Linked DNA regions of Homo sapiens: region 1 is linked to region 2. Evidence: read pairs that join two places in POLR2A ChIA-PET (ENCODE). Cell type or tissue: HepG2. All regions are shown on one strand. Each heading gives the region's core, and the rest is flanking DNA. Links, peaks and the distances in the headings are about the cores only.

What was found. Peaks named below come from ENCODE experiments on the same cell type or tissue, not always from the same donor. Only the 100,000 strongest peaks of a DNase experiment are listed, where the experiment ranks them.
Region 1: POLR2A ChIA-PET joins it to region 2 with 38 read pairs; 24 of 35 experiments call an interaction of 5 or more read pairs at or near these places.

The regions. Positions count from the first base shown.
Region 1 is chr17:82,341,402-82,353,364 of GRCh38, forward strand. No RefSeq gene overlaps it. Among named protein-coding and RNA genes, the nearest start is that of TEX19, 12 kb to the right of the region's middle. RefSeq lists enhancers at 3,329-3,864, 9,096-9,215, 9,894-10,113, 10,544-11,420 and a silencer at 9,985-10,163. In HepG2, for the core only: a CTCF peak has its summit at 9,016 (motif pointing left); DNase peaks (open chromatin) are centred at 5,190 and 8,063; H3K4me3 peaks cover 974 bases.
Region 2 is chr17:82,286,007-82,297,969 of GRCh38, forward strand. It overlaps LINC01970 (long intergenic non-protein coding RNA 1970), which reads right to left and starts at 6,808. Exons shown (of 2, transcript NR_135639.1): 1 at 6,517-6,808; 2 at 4,040-5,557. RefSeq lists silencers at 6,404-6,453, 6,494-6,743 and enhancers at 7,500-7,609, 11,931-11,963. In HepG2, for the core only: no CTCF peak of the experiment used is centred there; DNase peaks (open chromatin) are centred at 4,345, 6,855, 7,629 and 9,855; H3K4me3 peaks cover 1,547 bases.

The DNA.
Region 1 (11,963 bases), core at 2,019-10,018, 55 kb after region 2:
CGGCTAATTTTTTGTATTTTCAGTACAGATGGGGTTTCACCGTGTTAGCCAGGATGGTCTCAATCTCCTGACCTCATGATCCACCCACCTTGGCCTCCCAAAGTGCTGGGATTAAAGGCGTGAGCCACCACGCCTGGCCTAGTTAACTCTTGTTTTGCTTGAGATTCATGAACATTTCAGTTCTTTGTGAGTCCTGTATGTTTTTCCTCTATTCAAAAAAAAAAAAAAAAAAAAAGGGCCAGACATGGTGGCTCACACCTGTAATCCCAGCACTTTGGGAGGCTCAGGTGGGCAGATCACTTGAAATCAAGAGTTTGAGACCAGCCTGGCCAACATGGTAAAACACCATCTCTACTAAAAATACAAAAATTAGCCAGGCGTGGTGGTGCACACCTGTAATCCCAGCTACTTGGGAGGCTGAGGCAGGAGAATCACTTGAACCCAGGAGGCTGCAGTGAGCTGTGACTGTGCCACTGCACTCCAGCCTGGGCAACAGGGCGAGACTCTGTCTCAAAAACGTTCCAGGGCCTAATCTTGAGATAGACAGACCAACCCTGGAAACTCAGCGGCAAAATTCCAGAGGTTTCCCCCAGGCAGCAAGTCAGCCACCCAGCCGTTGATCAGATGACCCCAGCCTGCGCTCCAAGTGTACTGGGACCCAAGATAGCCACTGAGGACAGACACACAGACCTTGTACCCAGCACGGCGCCGGCACGCCTCCCACGCCAGCTTCCCCGTGACAAGCCCCTGCCTTCTCCCTAGGAATTTGAAGTGGTTGCTTTGGACGGGAATGCGGCCCCTTGCCCATGACTAGTTTCGGATAATAAAGTCACTTTCTTTCAACCAGGCCTCCCTCTTGATTACTGGACTCTGCAAGTGGTGAGGAACGGAACTTGCGTTCGGTTACAATTTTGGTGGCCCGTGTGGGGAACGTTGTGTGCTTTGGGGGGCCCAAGCCTGCCCATCTGGTTTCTGTTGGGCAGGGCGTAGGTTCACCTGTGAGTTCCAGCTGCTCCTGGCTGCTGCGCCTGTGGCTGGAATGGGAGGAGCTGCCCCGTGGCCGCCGAGATGCTTTCGTCCGGGAATCCTGTCCTTCTCTTCCTGCTGCCTTCAACGCTTTGCTGGTGCAAAGGAAGTGACCTTTGGAGAAGTTAATAAACTTTGGAACTGGGTGCCTTAGTTGGAGTTCACCCAGGGACCCTCTGCCTCTTTGGGGTGTGGCTGAGGCCCTCCTCTGTTTAGACTTGGCTGTGAGTGACACCAGTTGGGCATTTGATACATTTGAATTCGTTTGTGTTTGTGGCACCCTAGGGCCTCTGCTCAGTGCGGGTTCAGTCGCCCGAGGGGCCGTTTGAAACCGAGCCCCTTAAAGGAGGTTTTTTGGACGCAGCTGTTGGTTTGTGCGCATGAGTGTGTGCACCCTGACCTCTCTCTCCTTCCTCCAACGTCCTCCTCCCGTCCGCCACCAAAGCGTTATTCCTCTTGGTCAAAAGCACCCTTAGCTCCCTGTGGCTGCGAACAGCTGACCTTGACAGGTGATCTGCGGAGGTGGGAGGGATTCATCCCACACCGCGCAGGTCTGGGGTGCGGAGGCTTTCCCTGATGGGAGATGATCAAGGGTGAGGGGGTGCTGGCCCCGCACCACGCAGTGGCTGGAGGCTCGCCAGCCTCCCTCCTTCCTTTCTTGTTTCTCCTCCCTGCTGCAAACCTTTCTCCTCCGCTTTCCTTTCTTTTCTATTTTCCTGTTCAATCCAGGGGCCCAGCCCAAAAAGGGAAAAACAGTTTCCAACATCCCGGCCCCTGATTTTGTCGTCCTCTTAGGGACTCCAGCTGGTTACATATTACAGCCCATTGTGCATGTTTTAAGCTGACGGGCAAATGACAGCGAGGAAAATTCAGACCTCCAGTGGTGAACCTGTGCTGTGGTTAAGCAGTGTTCTAAGGTGCTCTCTGGTCCTCTCTTTTCTTTCTTGCTTTAAACCTGCTGTTACTAAGCTGCTGGTGCGAAGACTCGTTATTTACGGTCTAACTAGAATGTAAACGTTGGAAACTCATTTGAAACTAAAGAGAAAGAGGGTAAAACAATTTTTTTTGTTTCGTTTTGTCTTGTTTTATAAAACCAAACTGCCACAGAGATTGCTTTACCCAAATTTTGGTTCAAGTTCTCTCCTTGGATGACCTATCAGGCGACAAGGGTTAGCCAGGTAAGCAGGTTCCAGTCTGTCAGAACAGCCACCTGCAGCCAGCTGGCTCCTATAGGCCCATGAGTTTGTGACACTTTACCATTGCCATGCCAACACCCAGATGTTACTGCCCCTTTCCATGGCAATGACCCAGAAGTACCACCCCTTTTCTAGGAAATTCTGAATGCCCCACCTCTTAATTTGCATGTAGTTAAAAGTGGGTATAAATGTGACGGCTGCCCTGCCCTGAGCTGCTGCTCTCCGCACACTTCTCCGGGGCAGCCCTGCTCTGTATCATGGAGCTGTGACATGCCACCGCCTTAGTGAAGCTGCTTTCAAGGGAGAAGAAAAGGAAAAATTAGTTGGGCAGACAGCTAAAGCTGGTCTTTGGTAAAATTCTTTTTTTTTTTTTTTTTTTTTTGAGACGGAGTCTCACTCTGTCACCCAGGCTGGAGTGTAGTGGTGTGATCTCAGCTCACTGTAACCTCCACCTCCTAGGTTCAAGCGATTCTCCTGCCTCAGCCTCTTGAGTAGCTGGGATTACAGGCACCCACCACCATGCCCAGCTAAATTTTGTATTTTTAGTGGAGACAGGGAGGCAGGGGGGGCGGGGGTGGGTCTTGCCATGTTGGCCAGGCTGGTCTCGAACTCCTGACCTTAGGTGATCCTCCCGCCCTGGCCTCCGACAGTGCTGAGATTACAGGCGTGAGCCATGGCACCTGGCCTTAAATTGTTTTTAACCACAGCTAATACGGTACACCTTTCAGAGACGGAGCACTCCACATCACAGGTGGCAAGAGTCTTGATTCTTCCTCAGCCCCAGGTGGCTCTTCCTTTATTGTGCTCCTGTGGATCCTTCAGACTATGTAGCTAAAAGCAAAGAAAAACACGTATTCTATCTGCCCCTCCCCTTTGACACAGAAGGAGGCACGACCATCACGGCGTCCTGAGCTCAGCCTGGCCCACACCAGGCCCTCCTGGAGACCCTCCTGGTGGGTGCGGGGTGGCCTCCCAGGCATGGCTGCTGTGTTGGGTGGGGGGTGACTAAGTCAACAGCCCCGTGTGTGTGTGCGTAGGCTGATTCTGGCCTTCGGCAGTCACAGTCCCACAGACACCATGGTGCCTGTGTCGGCTCCGTGCCTGTGTCAGCTCACCGTGCCTGTGTCAGCTCCGTGCCTGTGTCAGCTCATGGCGCCTGTGTCGGCTCCGTGCCTCCAGCGGTGTTTGTCTTTAGGGCAAATACCCACTCCGCCCTGGGCTGCCACATCTCACAATGGGGAAGTGGGGAAGGGGGGTTTGCAGGGGTGGTTGCAGGGTGAGGGTGTGTCTGGCTGCACAGATTTACACGCCCGTGGGCTGGGTGGGAGTGCGGTAGGCCAGGTCTCACTAACGTGGGCCTCCATGACCAGTTTCAGTACTGAGGGAGTTAAAAGCCAGTGCCCTTATACAAAGGCTGGAATGTAACAGAAGCATACCAAGAGTTTTGCCTAGCCCTTTCCTGGGCCTTAAAGCATGAAAAAATAACAAAGGAATTCTTAATAGGACCCATTTAGGATAAAACAAATTTTATCGCGGGTCTGAAGGAACTCCTCAGGCCTCCACAAACAAGCTTATTGGGGGCCCGAAGGAACTTCTCCAACCTCCGTGACTTAGCAGGAGACAGGATAAGGGTAATGACCCAGCACCTGGACCCATCTAGATTAAACTTACTGAGGCTCCAGAGGAAGGTCTTCAGGACTCAGACCTCAGTTACAGATTAGAAGTTAGTCACTTAGTCTTCAGATGAATGCACACTTACACGTAGACGTAGCGTGTGGAAGGTAGATAAGCTCTGGAGGACTGTAATTTTGAGTTGGTCTGGAGATAATGTCCAGGCCTTCTCCCTGTAACCGGTTGGGGAAATAAACACGTGCTTCCTCCCCAGTTCAGCTGCGTCTCGTTATGGGGCCCGACCCTCAGTTTGGTCCGGGAACGGGGGCTGCCTCTCGTCCGAGGACCTGCTGCTACTCCTGGTCGTGGCTGCAGCTCTGTCCGCCTTTCTGTCCGGCTTTCCATCCGGGGTGCCAGCTCGCCGCTGTCCCCACATCTGGCTCCCGTGTTCCCGGCTGTCACGCAGGGTCACGTCGTCCCCAAAGTTCTGCTAACACGAATGAAGTCTCGTTGGTGTGACATCAAACAGCTACGAAGGCCGTTTCTGTGACCCGGAGGCCACACGCCGAGTCTCCGGGACGAAGCCTCGCTTGGCAGAGCCGCCGGGGCCTGGTCTCTGTGTTCTGTGCCACAGATGCCACACGACTGTTTCCCACTCCCTGTGTTTACGTGGGACCCAAAGATAACTGTTTTCCCGAAATTAATATAATTCCTAAGATAATTTTTCATGAAATTGGAAAAACTGGTTCTAAAATTCATACGAAGGCCGGTGTGGTGGCTCCCGCCTGTAAATCCCAGCACTGTGGGAGGCCGAGGCGGGCGGATCACGAGGTCAGGAGATCAAGACCATCCTGGCTAACACGGTGAAACCCCGTCTCCACTAAAAAAATACAAAAAATTAGCCAGGTGTGGTGACGGGCGCCTGTAGTCCCAGCTACTCAGGTAACTGAGGCAGGAGACTGGCGTGAACCCGGGAGGCGGAGCTTGCAGTGAGCCGAGATCGCGCCACTGCACTCCAGCCTGGGCGACAGAGCAAGACTCTGTCTCAAGAAAAAAAATAAAAATAAAAAATAAAATTCGTACGAAAGAGCAAAGAGGGCCGGGCGTGGCAGCTCACGCCTGTAACCCCAGCACTTTGTGTCACGTGCGTCCATGTGAAGAGACACCAACAGGCTTTGTGTGAGCAACAAGGCTGTTTATTCACTTGGGTGCAAGTGGGCTGAGTCCGAAAAGAGTCAGCAAAGAGAGGTAGGGGTGGGGCCGTTTTATAGGACTGGGGTAAACAGTGGAAAGTTACAGTGAAAGGTGGTTACCTATTGTCAGCAGAGGAGGGGGTCACAAGGTACATGGTGGGGAGATCATAAGACTCATTGTCCGGAAGAAGAATGTCACGAGGTCGATCGATCAGGTGGGACAGGGCAGGAACAGGTCATCATGGAATGTCGTAAGGTTGGTCAATCAGTTAAGACAGGAGCTGGCTGTTTCATTCTTTTGTAGATTTGGGTTGCCCCAGACTTCTTGGCTCTTGCAGGCCATCTGGACATACATGTGCAGGTCACAGGGGTTACAATGGCTGAGCTTCGGCTCAGAGGCCTGACACACCTGACACAAGGGAGCGTGTGTCTGAGGGCGCAGCAGCCAAGGAGCGGCTTCCCCTCCCCAGGAGGGCTCCGAGGGGGAAGTCAGGAAGCTGTTTCTTGCACACGCGAGTGTGAAGCTGCAAACTGCTCAGCGGCAGGTTCGGGTTTAAAAACTCAAAACTTAAAAAAATTAGCTAGCCGCCACAGTGTGGGGGGAAGAACCACTCTGCTTTTAAATACAAGAGATGGCACAAGATTTCGGGATAGTGCCCATGTGGGCGACCCCGACCCGGTCCCCGCCCTGCTTGTGCCAAGGATCCTCAGGCACCCGGGGCTTCCTGTTTATACAGCAGAACGCCCTCTCTCTGGAGACAGAGAGACAGAAGGGTCCCAGCCTGAACACCCCCCTCTGGAGACAGAGAGACTGAGGGGGTCCCAGCCTGAACGCCCCCTCTCTGGAGACAGACTGAGGGGGTCCCAGCCTGAACGCCCCCTCTCTGGAGACAGACTGAGGGGGTCCCAGCCTGAACGCCCCCTCTCTGGAGACAGAGAGACAGAGGGGTCCCAGCCTGAACGCCCCCTCTCTGGAGACAGACTGAGGGGGTCCCAGCCTGAACGCCCCCCTCTGGAGACAGGCTGAGGGGGTCCCAGCCTGAACGCCCCCTCTCTGGAGACAGAGAGACTGAGGGGGTCCCAGCCTGAACGCCCCCTCTCTGGAGACAGAGAGACTGAGGGGTCCCAGCCTGAACGCCCCCTCTCTGGAGACAGACTGAGGGGGTCCCAGCCTGAACGCCCCCTCTCTGGAGACAGACTGAGGGGGTCCCAGCCTGAACGCCCCCTCTCTGGAGACAGAGAGACAGAGGGGTCCCAGCCTGAACGCCCCCCTCTGGAGACAGGCTGAGGGGGTCCCAGCCTGAACGCCCCCTCTCTGGAGACAGAGAGACTGAGGGGGTCCCAGCCTGAACGCCCCCTCTCTGGAGACAGAGAGACTGAGGGGGTCCCAGCCTGAACGCCCCCTCTCTGGAGACAGAGAGACAGAGGGGTCCCAGCCTGAACGCCCCCCTCTGGAGACAGGCTGAGGGGGTCCCAGCCTGAACGCCCCCTCTCTGGAGACAGACTGAGGGGGTCCCAGCCTGAACGCCCCCTCTCTGGAGACAGAGAGACTGAGGGGTCCCAGCCTGAACGCCCCCCTCTGGAGACAGAGAGACTGAGGGGGTCCCAGCCTGAACGCCCTCTCTCCGGGCTCTTCCACCAGAGCTAAGACCTTCTGATTTTCTTGTCTTGTCTTTTGAGACAGGGTTTTGCTCTTGTCACCCAGGCTGGAGTGCAATGGTGCGTTCTTGGCTCACTGCAACCTCCGCCTCCCAGGCTCAAGTGATTCTCCTGACTCAGCCTCCTGAGTAGCTGGGATTACAGGTGCCTGCCACCACGCCCGCCTAATTTTTGTATTTTAGTAGGGACGAGGTTTCACCGTGTTGGCCAGGCTGATCTTGAACTCTTGACCTCAGGTGATCCCCACACCTCGGCCTCCCAAAGTTCTGGGATTACAGGCGTGAGCCACTGCACCCAGCCAATGCCTTCTGGTTTTTCTGATTTTTCTGATCTCTCATTTTCCTTTCTAGAAGGGAGGCCTCTTGTCATCCTATCTCTACCCGCAGAAAATAGGATTTGAGTTTCTATTTGAGTGCTGGGACCAGCGTTGGAGGGAGGGAAGACATCAGAGCCAGAGCCCCTCCAAGACTGCCCCCCAGGGCCTGGGGCTGCAGGGGGCTGGCCCTGCTGGGAAGGAGAGGCTGCCAGGTGGGGTCCTGGGCCAAGGTCCCAGCATAAACACCCACGAAACCCCCTGGGCTGGCCGGCTGCCACCCTGCCCTGCTCCTCGCCTCATAGCTTTCCACGAGACCCCCTGGGCTGGCCGGCTGCCACCCTGCCCTGCTCGCCTCATAGCTTTCCTTCACCTCTCTCTCCTTCACAAACTCACCCAGCCCCACGTCTGACACACATTTCTAAATCTATCTTCCTTGTCAATAATTCAACCAACGCTTTTATTTGTCAAAGAGAAACCTGCCATAGTGGGAATTTACAGCCACAGTCCCCACGACGTAAATGTTTCCCTCTCACATTTGGAAACCTGCTGTGTTGGAATTGAATAGTAAATAGGAGAATTATAATAAATGAAATAAGCCAGCCGTCCCTGAAATACGATTGCTCCTCAGGACTTGAGGCTGATCTGAGCCAATTCTTCCACTGATCTCTACGCAGAGCCTCGGGAACTCCTAGAGGAGCATAAGTTCCAAACTGGAGACGCACATGCAGGGGCATAGAAGCCTCACTCTGAACAACTAAACAAAAGCATCTGATTTTAGAATTTAAAAATGTCTGTGGGGGGTGCCTCAGTTCCCCCCGTGACCCCAGCTCTGGTAGGGTCACTGCCACCCGCGCGTGCATGTCCTGGGATCCTGACCTCTCCTTCAAACCCACCAGAGCGATGCCAGGTGACTCTGGGGAGGCTCACCTGCTCAGGTGAGTAGAATCAACCCTGTCGGCCACTGGAGCCACTGGGGTAGCCGGGGCCGTGGAGCTCTGCACAGCCCGGGGGAGGCCGATGTTCAGAACAAAGCTTTTATCATGGAAAAGTACAAACATAAACACAAAGGTGGAGACTGGGACAGTAATCTGTTCACTCACTGCCTTCTCCTGACCTCTTCCACTTCCTCGTCTTTCCCGGCCCCCTCCCAGCCAGAAGGGTGGGAAAGCGCTGGTTTTAATTAGCGATTTCTTGACTGCCTCCCCCTCATTCCTGAGCCTCTCCCAGTTTCCTGACGGTAGAAAACACTCTGGCTTTGATTTGTAAGCAGATGTGTAGATAGTTTTCTTAGAAAGTTTCCCAATTGTAAAATGATTGCAACTTGGTTAACGCCGTCTGAGACACAACAGTTCTGTTTCCCCAAACCCTCGCTTTAAAGGAGTTTTTACTTCATTTATCACGTATGCTACTGAGAGAACGAACGGTGTTGAGGTCGCCTTCGGGTTTCCTGGGTTTTCTGGAGCTGTGGAATCGAGTCCCAAGTGTCCCGAGAGGCAGACGTCTGGAGTCCAGAGCTGTGAGCGGCAGCAGACCCTGCAGCTTCAGTGAGGGCCGCACACAGGGCATCTGCGCAAGACACGTCACCCTTCACATGGCCCCATGGCCACAGGGACAGCGTGTCACTTTCCCAGGTTATTTGGTATTTTTAAAAGCTCAAATGTTAAAGAGTCGGCTTTTTAGGTTGTGCCAGAATGACTCTGGGGTCAAACTATTTCTTTTTTTTCTTTTTATTTTTTTTGAGACAGAGTCTCACTCTTCACCCAGGCTGGAGTGCAGTGGTGTGATCTCAGCTCACTGCAACCTCTGCCTCCCATGCTCAAGCTATTTTCCTGCCTCAGCCTCCAGAGTAGCTGGGATTACAGGCGTGCACCACCACGCCCAGCTGATTTTTATATTTTTAGTAGAGATGGGGTTTCACCATGTTGGCCAGGCTGGTCTTGAACTCCTGGCCTCAGGTGATCCGCCTGCCTTGGCCTCCATAAGTGCTGGGATTCCAGGCGTGCGCCACCGCCCCCTGCCGAAACTATTTCAATGTGACACCAGCATCATGTGTGGCATCTGCAGGCCTCTCTCGGGTTCCCCTCTGCACGGAGCCTGTGGTTTTCAGGGCGAGATGCCCGGCTGGCCCCGGGGCCTGAACCAGCTGCAACGGAAGGCTCTGTGGGATGAGGGCAACCTTTGGCCTGGGGTGCAGGGGCCCCGGACTCTGATGCTGCACCTCGACTTTACCCAGGTCCCAGGGCCTGCACAGGCTGAGCCCCCCACTAGCATGACTGCTCCTGGAGCTGTTTGTTACAGAGACTTGCCGCCTGACTCAGGGCCCCACTGTGGCAATGTCACCTGCCACACCAGCAGAGGTGTCTGTGGGGGTTGATGCTGACAGACACTGGTCTGTTCTTGGGGGAGGATCTGATTTGTCACAAAAAGAGGTCAAGTAGGCTGACAGTTCTTGCCGATGGCCCAGGTGTCGGGATTACGTGTCAGTCCTGGCTGCGCTGCCGGCTTCTCTGCGCCTCCCTGGGTGATGCCCATCTCACCGGGGTGGCGGCAGGTGCACCATCGTGGGGCCGGCACACCCGGCACCTCGGAGGCCTCTGTCCCAGCCACTGGGCCTGTCCAGGAGGGCTGGACGGGCCACCACCTCGGCCCACCCTCGAGGCTTCTCCAGGGCTCGATCCAGGCTGGGCTTCAGACATGGAGTTGCTGGCAGCCCGAGAATGTTACAATTGTTGAGCTTCTTATTTCCAGGTAACTCAAGTTCATTTTAGAAGCTGTGGAAAACACAGGCAAGCAGAGAACATGAATGACCTGCCCCCTGTTATCTACCCCAAACCTGACCTCAGTCAGCATCTGCTTCTAGGTCCTCTCGCTTTGTAGCTCCTGCCTTTGGGGCCAGCTGCTTCACACCCCAAGTCCTTCTATTATTAACTGACTCTTCCTGTTTACTTCAATCCAGCAGATGTGTGTAGAGCAGCAACCACGCCGGGCTGGGACCCCGCGGCCGAGGCGTCTGCTGGAAGGAGTCTCTGAGGTCACCAACCACGCCGGGCTGGGGCCCTGCGACCGAGGCATCTGCGGGAAGGAGTCTCTGAGGTCACTCCTGCCCACAGGTGCACGTCTGTGCACCCGCCCACTCCTGCATACACACGAACACACCTGTGCATGTATACACCGCACCCCACACACCCCTGCACACTCGTGAGGGCATGCTCTCACACACAAACATGCACTCGCAATAGGCCTCCAGGGCTGGGGCCGGCCGTGGAGCTGGACCGAGGGAGGGAGCTTGCTGGGGTGGCCCAGGTATAGCCCCTGGCCCGGCCTCAGCCCACCCGGCAGACTCTCAGCTGAAGGAGGACGCGGGTTGCCGTCGGGATGCCGTGTGCAACATCCCAACTCCACAGATCAGAAGATGGAGGCAGAGCCGATTGGAGGAGGAGGGTCGGGAGGCCTCAGGAATTGCTAAAGGGCCAGCCATGGTTCTCAGTTCTTCCCAGCAACCAGTCCAGAGACCAGGCCAATGGCAGGGCCCCTTTGCGGGCTTGGCTGATTTGATGGTACAAAAGCACGAGCGTCCGTGCAGACTGAAGTGACCACCAGGGGGTGCTATTGGCACACAGCAAGTTGGCGCCCAAATCCAGAGCCTAGAAATTGATCCTGCTGCCTCCGGGCTGCTCTGCCGCACCCACAGGTGCCCAGGGATGCCAGGCGCCTGCCCCAAGCCATGTGGGGGTGGCACAGGTGCACCCGGAAGCCCCCAGTTTCCATAATCTTCCCTCCCTGCCAGGAGGCGTGTGGGTTCGCCAAGTCCTGCTTCCAGTGCCTGCTTCTCCAGTCTCAGATCTCAGCGAGCACACCAGGGGTATGGGAGGCCTCACACCCAGGGGCTGTTGCAGCCACGCCGCTTCCTGTGTGTGGGCGCTGTGCATGGCAGGGTGGACACGACACCACCTCCCAGTTGTCATGGGCAGAGCCCCTTTCCTTGGACAGAACCCCTGGTGCCCACCCCTAGGAGGTAGGATCCAGACCAGTGGGCAGAGGAGGGGGAGGCCATGCTCCTTTGGGGCCATTTGTGTGCCTGGCGGTGGCCCCCATTGTGTCCCCAAGTGGGGTTTATGGTGTTGCCGAGGGCTGTGGGGGGCACGCCCAGTATCTGGAGCTTCTGGGTTGATTTGAGGGTTGTTCTGTGTGTCCAGGCCATGTGGGTTGGGCCACGGCCTGTGGCTAGGGTCTTTATGGAGCAGGATTGAGCCACATGTGGACAGGGTCCCTGTGGAGTAGGATTGAGGCCCCCTAATCTCCCAGCTCATTCTGCACAACTTTGGTTTTGCTCTGATTTAAAAATGAACAGATTAAACTGAAGTAAATATTTCAAGCTGTTTTTAACAAAAAAAAGGTGTTATTCATCATGCACAGTGCCCTCACTCAGATGACAGACAGCAATGAGCTTGGCTCTGCGGGGGCAGGCAGCTGGTGGCTGAGGGTGAGGCCAGCATGACATGGCTCTGATTTACCCAAAATGTTTAATACTTGCCATTTTTTTCTTAGTCTCATTTAATGTCTTTTTTTTTTTTTTTTTTTTTTGGAGACAGAGTCTCACTCTGTTGCCCAGGCTGGAGTGCAGTGGCGCAATCTCGGCTCACTGCAACCTCTACCTCCCGGGTTCAAGCAATTCTTCTGCCTCAGCCTCCCGTGTAGCTGGGATTACAGGCTCCCATCACCATGCCCAGCTAATTTTTGTATTTTTAGTAGAGACGGGGTTTCACCATGTTGGCCAGGCTGGTCTCGAACTCCTGACCTCCGGTGAGCCACCTGCCTTGGCCTCCCAAAGTGCTGGGATTACAGACGTGAGCCACCGTGCGGGGCTGTTTAATGTCTTTTTATGGAGATGCATTTTGTAGGGTGATGAGAGATGAGAGCAGAAAACAAAATCAAGCACCAGGGCCCCAGGTATGCGTCTTC
Region 2 (11,963 bases), core at 2,723-10,722:
GGCATAGAAAAGCATTAGATGGAATATAATTGATTTCACCTACTTTGTTTATGATTAAAAAGCTCTTAGCACAATAGACATACTTTTCAATGGTACAGGTTAGACACCCATGTCCACAACAACCACGTATATGATGGAGAAACTTCAGTGGCTGAGTCCATGACCAGGACAAAATGCCCAATGATGTGCTCCTGGTTCACACCAGGAGCCTCAGACACTCACGTGGCCTCAGAGACACACGATCCAGCAATCGTGCTCTTTGGCATTTACTCAGCTGGGTTGAAAACTTATGCCTGTACAAAAATCTTCATGTGAATGTTTATAGCATCTTTATTCATCATTGTCCACAACTGTCCAAACTGGAAGCAACCGAGATATCCTTTCTTTGGTATCAGTACATCCATTCAATGACATAAGATAGAAGGTGCCAGCACGCCACACCAAGGCATGCGTGAATTGTGAATGAGGGTGAAAGAAGCCAGTCGGAGGCTGGGCACGGTGGCTCACGTCTGTGATCCCAGCACTTTGGGAGGCCGAGGCGGACAGATCACCTGAGGTCAGGAGTTTGAGACCAGCCTGGCCAACATGGTGAAACCCTGTCTCTACTAAAAAAATAAAAAATAAAAAAATAAAAATTTAGCCGGGCGTGGTGCTGGGCACCTGTAATCCCAGCCACTCGGGAGGCTGAGGGAAGAGAATTGCTTGGACCCAGGAGGCAGAGGTTGCCATGAGCCGAGATCACACCACTGCACTCCAGCCTCTGTGACAGAGTGGGACCTTGTCTCAAAAAAAAAAAAAAAAAAAAAAGAGGAGAGAGGGAGGGGTGAACAGGTGGAACACAGAGGATTTTAGGACAGTGAAATGATTCTACGTGATAGTGTAGTATTCTACTATAATGTGGTAGTATTCTACTATAATGCGGAATACACAAAACTACACGTGTCAAAATCCATAGACTGTACAGGAGAGAGAGTTGGCCTTAAGGTATGCAAATTTAATCACTTGGGAGATGGAGGATCCCAGCATGGAATTCAGACTGTGACAAGAGACTCTAACTGCATTACAGATGCATGGGTGCACTGTCTGCAATGGCTGAGAAGCCAGCGCTCCATGCAGGAGGAATGATGTGTCCTTGCCACTGCCCTCATTTGTGACTTGGACAGCCGCTCCCAGCAGGATGGTGTCCTTTCCTCCAGAGCCAGGGGAGGAGTTAGGCCTGATGCCTGGGTGGTACCTGCCTCACCCAGGTTGCAGAGAGCCTCACGGCAGGGTGCTGACCTAAGTAACTTTGGACACGCGTGGAGTCTGTAGGACTAAAGACAGAGGATGTCAACACTTCCTCTAGGTGATAAAGGCATTTCCCACGGGGATACCAGCTAATAATTCTGAAACCACTATACATCTACTCTGGAAGTGAAAAACTGAGTACGTGGTGGCAGGTGGTAGGGGTCAGGTTTCTCACTATGGGAATGGGAGCTTCCAGATAAACAAATGGAAAGGCTAGAATGATCCATGTGGTAACAGAATTAGAGACATTGGTATAATTTCATGCTTAATGTAGCTACTTCTGGATATGTGTACAAACAGATGTGTATACACACAGCTTCGTATACACACATCTATCTCTTTGTTCTGTCAGCTGAGAAGCAATGAGCACACTTAGCCTTCAGATCTTGGTCTCTAAGACCCTTCTCCAGTTAAAAGAACCACAGGTCCTTGGCTAAGTGGCTGATTTGAGGACTGGAACAGCAAATACATAAGATGATCCTGGAGTGCCTTGCAGTGCTAGTGTTATGGGCTGAATTTCTTTGCCCCCAAATCACAGGTGGAAGCCCTAGCCCCCGATGTGACTGCATTTGGAGATGGAGCCTTTGAGGAAATGATTAAGGTTCAATGAGGTCATGAGGGTCAGGGGCCCTGATCTGATTAGATTGGTGTCTTTTTTTTATTCAGTAGAGGCAGGGTCTCACTATATTGCCCAGGCTGGTCTTGAACTCCTGGACTCAAGTGATCCTCCCGCTTTGGCCTTCCAAAGCGCTGGGATTACGAGCATGAGCCACCACACCCAGCCAAGACTGTTGTCCTTATGAGAACAGGAAGAAACACCAGGAGTGAGCATGCAGGGAGAGGCCACGTGAGCACACAGAGGAGAGGCCACGTGAGCACGCAGGGAGAGGCCACATGAGGACACAGGGAAAGGTCATGTGAGGACGCAGGGAGAGGCCACGTGAGCATGCAGACAGGCTATAGGAGAATGCAGGGAGAGGTCACACGAGGACGCAGGGATGCTGTCTGTAAGCCACAGAGAGGCCTCAGGAGGAACCCACCCTGCCGGCAGCCTGATCTCAGACGTCCAGACTCCATAACTGTGAGAAGAGAAACACCTGTTGTTTAAGCTGCCCAGGCTGTGGCATTTAGCTGTGGCAGCCCTGGTAATATAGTTAGAAGGTGAAGAAGTGATCGAAAAACAAAACCAGCACCGTGTTGGCTCATAACTTGCAGCATAAATCTCCACAAGTCCGTACCGATATAAGGAAATGACTGAGTAAATAAATAAGTGGGGAGGAGAGATGAATCACAAAGGAATTCCAAGTAGTTTGTGTAGACACTCTGCCCCTAAGGAGGGGAGCCTAACCCCCACACCTTCCTTGGGTGCTGCAAATACTGACTTCCCCACCAAGGGCACCATGTGGAAAGGGGGACTTCGTGGTGGAGAAACCTGACAGGCTCCGCATTGGCCAGGTAACCCAGGCCAGCCCCACCTGTGACCCGGCAGGTGGAGACCATACACCCTTGGTAGGCTGCGATGAGGACGGGACTTCAACCCTGCGGTCTTCCTCCCAAAACCCATATCCCCTGTCTAACCAGGAGAAAGATATCAGACCAATCCCCACAGAGGGACACCCTCCGACACACCTGGCCAGCGCTCCTCAAAACTGCCAAGGTCATCAAACATGAGAGAAGCTGAGAGGAGCCTGAGACCCGAGGACTGAGTGTCCAGGATGGGCTCCTGGGACAGGAAAAGGACAGCAGGTGAAACTGAGGCAATAGGAATCAAGTGCACACCTTAGTCAATTACAATGTGTCAGTATTGGCTCATTAATTACATAACAAACACCAAACTAATGTCAGATGTTAACAACAGTGCCCTCCTATCTATCTTCACATCTTATCTGGAAACCCAGATCTATTCTAAAATAAAACATTTATCTAAAAATAAAAAGGAAAAAGTTGCTGTAGGTTCCTGATTGCTCCCATAGCAGGTTAGGCTCTCCCCCGTCGTTCCTAGCTTGCTAATAGTGGTAACAACAATGGCCATTTAAATCTACCATCTCAAGATGGAAAAAACACATGTACACAAAACGCAGTGGAAGGGCTGGCTACGAGTCAGAGGAATGACAGCAAGGATGGCTGAATAACAAAGAAACAGATGAAATCAGAGGAGCCTTGCCTGTTCTGACCATATTCTACACCTGGGACCCTCTTCGGGAGGCCCAGCCAAAGAAAGAAAGAAGGGCCAGGTGCGGTGGCTCATGCCCGTAATTCCAGCACTCTGGGAGGCCAAGGCAGATGGATCACCTGAGGTCAGGAGTTCGAGACCAGCCTGGCCAACGTGGTGAAACCCCATCTCTACTAAAAATACAAAAATTAACTGGCTGTAATCCCAGCTGCTCAGGAAGCTGACGCAGGAGAATCGCTTGAACCCGGGAGACAAAGGTTGTGGTGAGCAGAGATCGCGCCACTACACTCCAGCCTTGGGGACACAGCAAGACTCCATCTCAAAAAAAATAAATAAAAATAAAAAAGAAGGAAACCGGCTGTGGATTGTGTTAAGTTAAAAATCACAAGATCTATACACTCAGAAAGGAGACTTTACTTCTTATAAAGTCTTATAGCCTGTAAGGTGGCCATTCTGACAGGCTAGGAAGTGTGGCCTCCAGCCTAAGGCCAGAGACAGGTACTTGGAGGGAGGGTGCGGTGAGACAGGAATGTAAGCCGAATGGGTTGGTCAGGTATACATACTCAACAAGTTACAGGAGGCGTTGCGAATATACATGCATGTTTATTCGGACACGTGTGCTGGATAAACATGCATGTTACATATGACCCATGTTCACCTTGGGGTGAAGGCAGCATGTAAGCGTATTACAATTAGGTGGTATACCTCAAAAAGTACTTTCAGGACATGAAGGCACATGAGGGTGCAATCTCTGTAAACCAGCCAGAACCCGTCTATGGTCAGGGTCTCTTATCAGGGAAAAGTTACTGAAACGAGTCTCTTGTCCAAGGAAAGCTCTAGTTACGGCTGGTGGAGCAGGGGTGTGGGGCCAGGGTCGGCAGGGGGAGGAGCTGCGGTTGTTTCAATGCTGCTTATCTTGAGGCTAGTGCTTGTTTAGCTGCTACAGAAAAAGAGAAACCTGCGGCCTTTAGAACAGAGTTGATTCTTCACGTGCAGGGATGCACGACTTACTTTCACCAGGCCTGGCCTGAGGTCCTGTTTATAATTTGGTATTTTATTGCCACAGAGCCTGTTCTTAGTCTTATGATCTCTATTTTAACATGAACACCGGTCAATTCTGTCTAAACCACACAAGGGAGGGGGTAGAATGAGGTGCCTCTGACCTACCATCCCGTCACGGCTGGAAACTCAGTTTTTTGGCTTTTTTTTTTGAGATGGAGTCTCACTCTGTTGCCCAGGCTGGAGTGCAGTGGTACGATCTTGGCTCACTGAAACAGATTCAAGCAATTTTCCTGCCTCAGCCTCCAGAGTCGCTGAAATTACAAGCATCCACCACCACACCTGGCTAATTTTTTTGTATTTTTAGTAGAGACGGGGTTTTGCCATGTTGGCCAGGCTGGTCTCGAACTCCTGACCTCAGGTGATCCACCCGCCTTGGCCTCCCAAAATGCTGGGATTACAGGTGTGAGCCACCACGTCTGGCTGGAAACTCAGTTTTTAAGGTGTCTCTGGGACCCCTTGGCCAAGAGGGGTCTTTTCAGTAGTTGGGGGGCTTAGGATTTTTTTTTCTTTTTTTTTTTTGAGATGGAGTCTCATTGTCACCCAGGCTGGAGTGCAGTGGCACGATCTCAGGTCACTGCAACCTCTGCCTCCCAGGTTCAAGCGATTTTCCTGCCTCAGCCTCCCGAGTAGCTGGAATTACAGGTGTGTGCCACCACGCCTGGCTAATTTTTATGTATTTTTAGTAGAGACGGGGTTTTGCCATGTTGGCCAGGCTGGTCTCGAACCCCTGACCTCAGGGTGATCCACCTGCCTCTGCCTCCCAAAGTGCGGGGATTACAGGCATGAGCCACCGTGCCTGGCCAAGATTTTATTTTTAGTTTACAATTGGAAGGCTAGTGGGCCGGTGCAGAATCTCGCTGACTTTTGGGTGAGCATGTTGAGGGCCCCCTGCGTCAGCTGCTCTTCTGTTGAACGGTGCAGGGTGGGGAGGCCTGGGCTGCACTGGCCACACAGTCCCCTCAAGAAGATCTTCTACGTGAAACAAAGGAGCACTGAGCGAGGGGAGCTCTGCTCAGAAAGGACCATCTTGCATCACTGAAATTGTGGGAAATGATAACAAAAAATTGAAATGTCGTGAAGAAACACACCAATAAGACCATTTTTAAATATACAGAGGAAGCTAGAAAATACAGAAAGAGGAACCATTCGGACAAGATACTCAGGAAATATCCAGGATTGTTATACCTAAAACAGCCCTCACTGCCCCCCTCCTGGCAGCGCACCTGAGCCCGGAGCCTGCCAGGGACAGCTCTGAGGAGCCAGGCAGGGCCAGGGATGGGCTCTGAGGGGCCAGGCAGGGCTAGGGATGGACTCTCGTGCCTGCCTGCTTGAGGCTTCCTTGGTCAGAGCGAGCGATGCCACCTTTAGGATGGCCAGAATTAGCAAATAAAAATATGGGATGCCGATAAATCTGTACTTCAGATAAACAATTTTTAGTACATGCCCAACGCGGTAGAGGTAAATCTATAGGGGCTGAAGCAGATTTGCTGGGCCGTGGGCAGGGTGGGGAGTGAACGCTCATGGGCACGGGGTTTCTTTCTGGGGCAACAGAAACGGTGTCACATGAGATAGTGAGCATGGCCGCCCATCTCCGAATATACGGCAAAGCCATAAGCTTTCAATAAGTGAATTTCACAGTAAGTGCATTATATTTCAACAAATCTGTTTTAAAATCTTAACTGAGCCGGGCGTGCTGTCTCAGGCCTCTAGTCCCAGCTACTCTGGAGGCCGAGGCGGGAGGATCGCTTGAGGCCAGGAGTTCAAGACCAGCCTGGGCAACATAGCGAGACCCCATCTCTACAAAAAACACGTTAAACAAAAACGTTAATTGGGCGTTCCGTGTTGTATCCAGCAATCCTAACCGCCCTCCGTCCCCGCGAGCCCCAGTCCTTCCCCTGCGGCTGGGCTGGGTCCCCCGTCCCGGGCGGTGAGGGCGCCCTGCAGGCGTCCACAGAGCTGGGCTTCCGTGGCGGCAACCCTAACCCCAGCGCCACCTGGTACGGCCCGGCCCGCGGGTCCCTCCGGGTCAGGACGCAGACGCGCCCGCGGCGGTAACCGGGGGCCCGGGGGCCTCGGGCCCACCCCGGCCAGACCCCGGGGAGGAGCGCAGGACACTGCCCGCGCCGGGACTCGGCTGTTTCCGATCCTCCCGGGCGTCCTTTAGGAGACTCATTCGCAGCCGACGTTGCGGAGGCGCAGGAAAAGGGCGAGCAGGTGCCTCAGGGACACCACTTCCAACCGCACGCCGATCGCCGGCTCCACCATAAATAGAAACGGGTGGTCTCTAATTGGCCTAGCTCTAATTGGCCTAGCTGTTGTCACGTGCTCTCCGATGGCCCAATCACTAAGGCTGGACGATGCTGCACTGTGAATGGCCAGGCCCGAGTCATGTGCCCGGAGAGGGCGGGGCTGGGCCCTTCCGCTCGCCGCGTCTGGCGATCGCGGCTACGGAGACCCAGGAGGGCCCGGCCAGGAGACCCGCTCTCTAGAGCGGCGAGGGCAGGGGTTGCTAGGGCGCCGGGGTCGAACCCGCGCTTCCTGCAAGTCTTAGGGCCGCATCCCTGCCGAGGCGGGCGTTGGGAAGGGTGGGAGATGGGAAGGTGCGGTGGTGCGGGGAGGGGAGGGCGCCGGGAGGGGTCGGAGAGGGGTCGCGGGTTTTGGGGCTGCGAGGAGGGAAGGAGGGAAGAGGAGGGAAGAGGAGGGCAAGGGGAGGGGAGGGCGGGGAGGAGAGAGGGCGCGGGCAGGGGAGTGGAGGGCGCGGGGAGGGGAGGGCGCGGGGAGGGGAGGGCGGGGAGGAGAGAGGGTGCGGAGAGGAGGGCGGGAAGGAGAGGGGACGGGGGGAGGGAGGGGACGGGGGGAGGGAGGGGAGGGTGGGGGAAGGAGGGGAGGGGAGGGTGGGGGAAGGAGGGAAGGGGAGGGGAGGGGAGGAGAGGGCGGGGAGGGGAGGGGAGGGCGCGGGCTGCGGGGCTGCGGGGAGGGAGGGGCGGGTTCAGGGCTGTGGGCCCCGCCCGGGGCACCGCCTGGATCAGGCCTGAGGCCGGCTGCAGAGAACTTGGGCACCGCGGACCAGATTGCTGGTCACCAGGATGAAAAATAAAAAAGACCCAAACAGCTCCCCCGACCCCGCCTTCGCGCAGGCCCCTGGCGTTCTGCTCAGGGGTTTTTGTTTAATGAAGAACGTCAAACATCTGGCAAGGTCGGAATGATTTTGCGATGAGCACCGCCTGGATTCTGCGGTGAAAGCGACTGTGTGCGCGCTCACGGCCTCGCCTGTCCCTGCATCAGCCCATCTCGTCAGGCAGATCAACATGAAGCTGTAAAACGGATGACTTAGGCCGGGCGTCGTGATGGGCGCCTGTAATCCCAGCTACTCGGGAGGCTGAGGCAGGAAAACCGCTTGAACCTGGGAGGCGGAGGTTGCAGTGAACCGCGGTTGCACCACTACACTCCAGCCTGGGAGACAGAGCGAGACTCCGTCTCAAAATAAATAAATAAAACATATGACTTAGGTATATACGCATGGGGGGAATCCTCGTAAGGCAAGAACGTGCTGCACATTCTGGGGACTGGGACAGGATAAGCACACGAGTAGATCTAAGTCACTGGAAATACCTGGTTTTGCTGTTGGAGGGGGGCTTGCAGGTGCTCGTTATATTATTACGCTGTTGTAGTAAAACGATGTTAGTTACAGTATTAAATTGCAAATGTCAGTATCCATCACCGCCAAAACAGCGTGCATACCACTAGCATATGATTTTTGTAGTTTTTTAATGTTAAGTTTGTAATGAAGTGCACAAACTTAATTATACATTGGCTGAGGTTATTTGTTTTAAAGGCAGTACTTGCTCTATGGCCCAGGCTGGAGTGCAGTGCGTGATCATGGCTCACTGTAACCTCAAATTCTTGGCCTCAAGCGATCCTCCTGCCTCACCCTCCTGAAAGGACTGGGATTACAGGCGTGAGCCACCATGCCCAGCCTCCTTTTGCTGAGTTTTAACAAATACAGTAGTGTAACCGAAGATGCCATCAAGACAAATAGAACACGTCCCTCACCCCAGAAAATTCTCTTATGCCCCTTTCCATTCTATGTCCACTGCTACCATGCCACCTGTGCTGATTTCTCCACTATGCTTCCGCCTGTTCTAAGAGTTCATACTAATGGATCATTGGGTACATGTCCTTGTGTAAGGCGTCTTTCCCTTAGCGTCATGTTTCTGGAGATTCTTCTGTGTTGTTTCATGTCTCAGGAGTTTGTTCTTTTGATTGCCAAGCAGTCCAGTGTAAACACACCGGTGTGTTTATCTGCTGTATTCATGGACACTTGGAGCTGTGTCTGGCTATTGGCGATCACGAATAAAGTTGCTGTTGACTTTCTTTTTGAAGTCTTTGTGTGGACATGTTTTTATTTCTCTGGGCAGATACTGAGGAATGGGTCAAAGGAAAGGAGTATGTTTGGTTTTATGAGAAGTTGCCAGATTTCCCCACTGGCTGCTTCCATATTAGTAGTGGAGTCTGAGTCTTCCATTTCCTCCACATCCTCACAGCACTTGGTAATGCCAGCGTGTGTGTGTGTGTGTGTGTGTGTGTGTGTGTGTGTGTGTGTGTATGTGTTGTAGCCGTTTTATTTATTTTTTTTGAGACGGAGTCTCACTCTTGACACCCAGGCTGGAGTGCAATGGCGTGATCTTGGCTTGCTGCAACCTCCACCTCCTGGGTTCCAGTGATTCTCCTGCCTCAGCTTCCTGAGTAGCTGGGATTACAGGTGTGCACCAGCACGCCCGGCCAATTTTTGTACTTTTAGTAGAGATGGGGTTTCACTACGTTGGCCAGGCTGGTCTCGAACTCCTGACCGCAGGTGATCCGCTCGCCTCAGCCTCCCGAAGTGCTGGGATTACAGACGTGAGCCCCCTTACCCAGCCTGGTAACCACCATTCTACTCTCCTACTAATTCCACTTTTTTGCACTCCACATGTATATCAGTGGGATCATGCAGATTTGTCTTTCTGTGCCTGGCTCAGTGATGTCCTTCAGGTTCATCCGTGTTGTCAGCAATGACAAGATTTCCTTCTTTTTAAAGGTTCAATGGTATTCTAAGGTGTAAATGTGTTTTTTTCTGTGGGGGATAGGTCAGAGTGGTGTGAAAAACTATAGGGAAAGGACGCAAACCTTCTGAAAGGGCGGAGGGTTCTGCAGAGCTCCCGGGGAGAATAGCTGAAGGCAGCTGTCCTACAACTCTGAGGCAGAGGGCAAGGAGTTGGTACAAAGGAGTGTAGGGGAATTTATCTTAAACAGGCTTGTTTACTTATGTTGACCAGGAACTGACCTTTGATCATCCGTCCAACGTTCCCTGAAAGGGGAACGATAAATGTTAATTACCTACAGGTTGTGTGGGCTCCAGGTTTTCGGCATTGTGCCTGCACTGAGTAAAAGCAGACAGTGGCCGGGCGCGGTGGCTCACGCCTGTAATCCCAGCACTTTGGGAGGCTGAGGCGGGCGGATCATGAGGTCAGGAGTTCGAGACCATCCTGGCTAACACGGTGAAAGCCCATCTCTACCTAAAATACAAAAGAATTAGCTGGGCGTGGTGGCGGGCACCTGTAGTCCCAGCTACTCGGGAGGCTGAGCCAGGAGAATGGCGTGAACCCGGAAGGCGGAGCTTGCAGTGAGCCGAGATTGTGCCACTGCACTCCAGCCTGGGTGACAGAGCGAGACTCCATCTCAAAAAAAAAAAAAAAAAGCAAGCAGCTCCAGCTTCTCCAGGCTGTTCTCTGGCCACTAGAGCCAGGCAGCCCCCTAGCTGGTCTTACACTGCATACCTGTGTCTGAGTACTCATTTCACCCGTCGGCCAGGATCTGCGGGACAGACCCGGCATTCTTCGTTATCCATTCATTCGTTGACGGACACTTAGGCGAGTTCCGTACCTTGATTGCAGTGACTAATGCTGCCCTAATGGCATTTCATTGGAAATGAACTATTACAGGAGGGTTTTTGAAGTGGCTTATGATCCAGAAAAGGAATCTTCCAATACCTCTGTGCCCCAAAACCTTGGGTAAAATACCAACAGTGCAGTTGGTCTAAAAGGCACCACTTAAATTGCGTTGCAGATGACGTTGCTAAGGATGGCTTTCTGGTCTCCTGGTTCTGGGCAGCTCCCTGCACTGCTGGTTTCAGTCATGTTGCAAGGAGAGTATTAGCAACTCAGTAGTGATGAGGTTTAGTGGACATTTTATTTAACGTTCTGTCAAATAGGCCAAATGAAATGTTACATATGAAAAGAGCCTATATTCTGATTTCTGCCTGGGGATGTAAACATTAGCTTGCATGATGCCTGGAAGCCCCGGAACCTGAGCTCCCAACCACCTGCCAGCTGCTGGCTGCCCCTCCCTCCCTCCTCTCCACCCCCCTCAGCCTCCTCTTCCTCCTCCCATCCTTCCTTCCCTTCCCGCCTTCCCCCAGCGCCCCATGAAGCTAGTTTTAGAATGGCTTTTTGGAGCAGTTATGTTATAAGGATTGGCAGCTCATGAGTTTAATATTCTTATGGGTCTTCCAAAGTGCAAAGAGAACACAAAGTTACTTTTGCTTTTGTAATAGAGTAAAACGCATCCTATCCTGACCTAAGATGCACAAATCAACCCATCTTGTCAGGCAGATAAACTTCTCATAAACCTGTAAAACATATGACTTATGTATCCCAGTGGTCTTATCTTTCCTATCATGAGATGTCTGCTAGTCCATCATCCTGGAATTATCCATGGAATTATCACCCATCCATGGCTCCCAGCTATGCCACAGTGACTGCAATCCTAAGATTGGGCATCCGGAAGGATGGCCCAACACCGTGCCACCCTGCAGCTTTGCCGCAAGCTGCCCTGGGTCCTGCATCCTCTTCGAGGTGGAATGAGAACACAGCCGAGAGCTCAGGATCTTCCAACTGCTGCCCACAGTGGCAAAAAGAAACCTGGTGGGAGAAGATGAGTCAGACGGAGCCAGGAGCCCGCGGCCGGTGACGCCAGCGGTGGGGGAACACAATGTCCTGTGGGTGATCGGTGAGCGAGCGGACGGTGGATTTCTCCTGCAGTCGGTGGCAGGAAGGATGTCATCACGCGCTATTTTGTGACCAGCCCCTGGACCACAACTCACGTGAGCAGAAGGGCTTTCTTCTTTGCTTAAGATGTCTGTGCTTGCAAACTTACTGGCCACAGGTACAAGGAGGTTTTCTTTGCTTATGTTCATATTAAACATGTTAATAAAGGTTTTTCTTATTGTCCTTGTTTTTACATTTATAAATTACTCATAAGCTGACGAAACAGAAAACAGAGACTCATCTCCGGTTCCCGGTACAGTGAGGTGAGAGCTGCTGTGCTGGGTGCGGGAAGCGCCTGGCCCCAGGTTCCTCCTGGACGGAGGCCAGAAGGGCTGAGCAAGAGCCAGCGAGGCTGG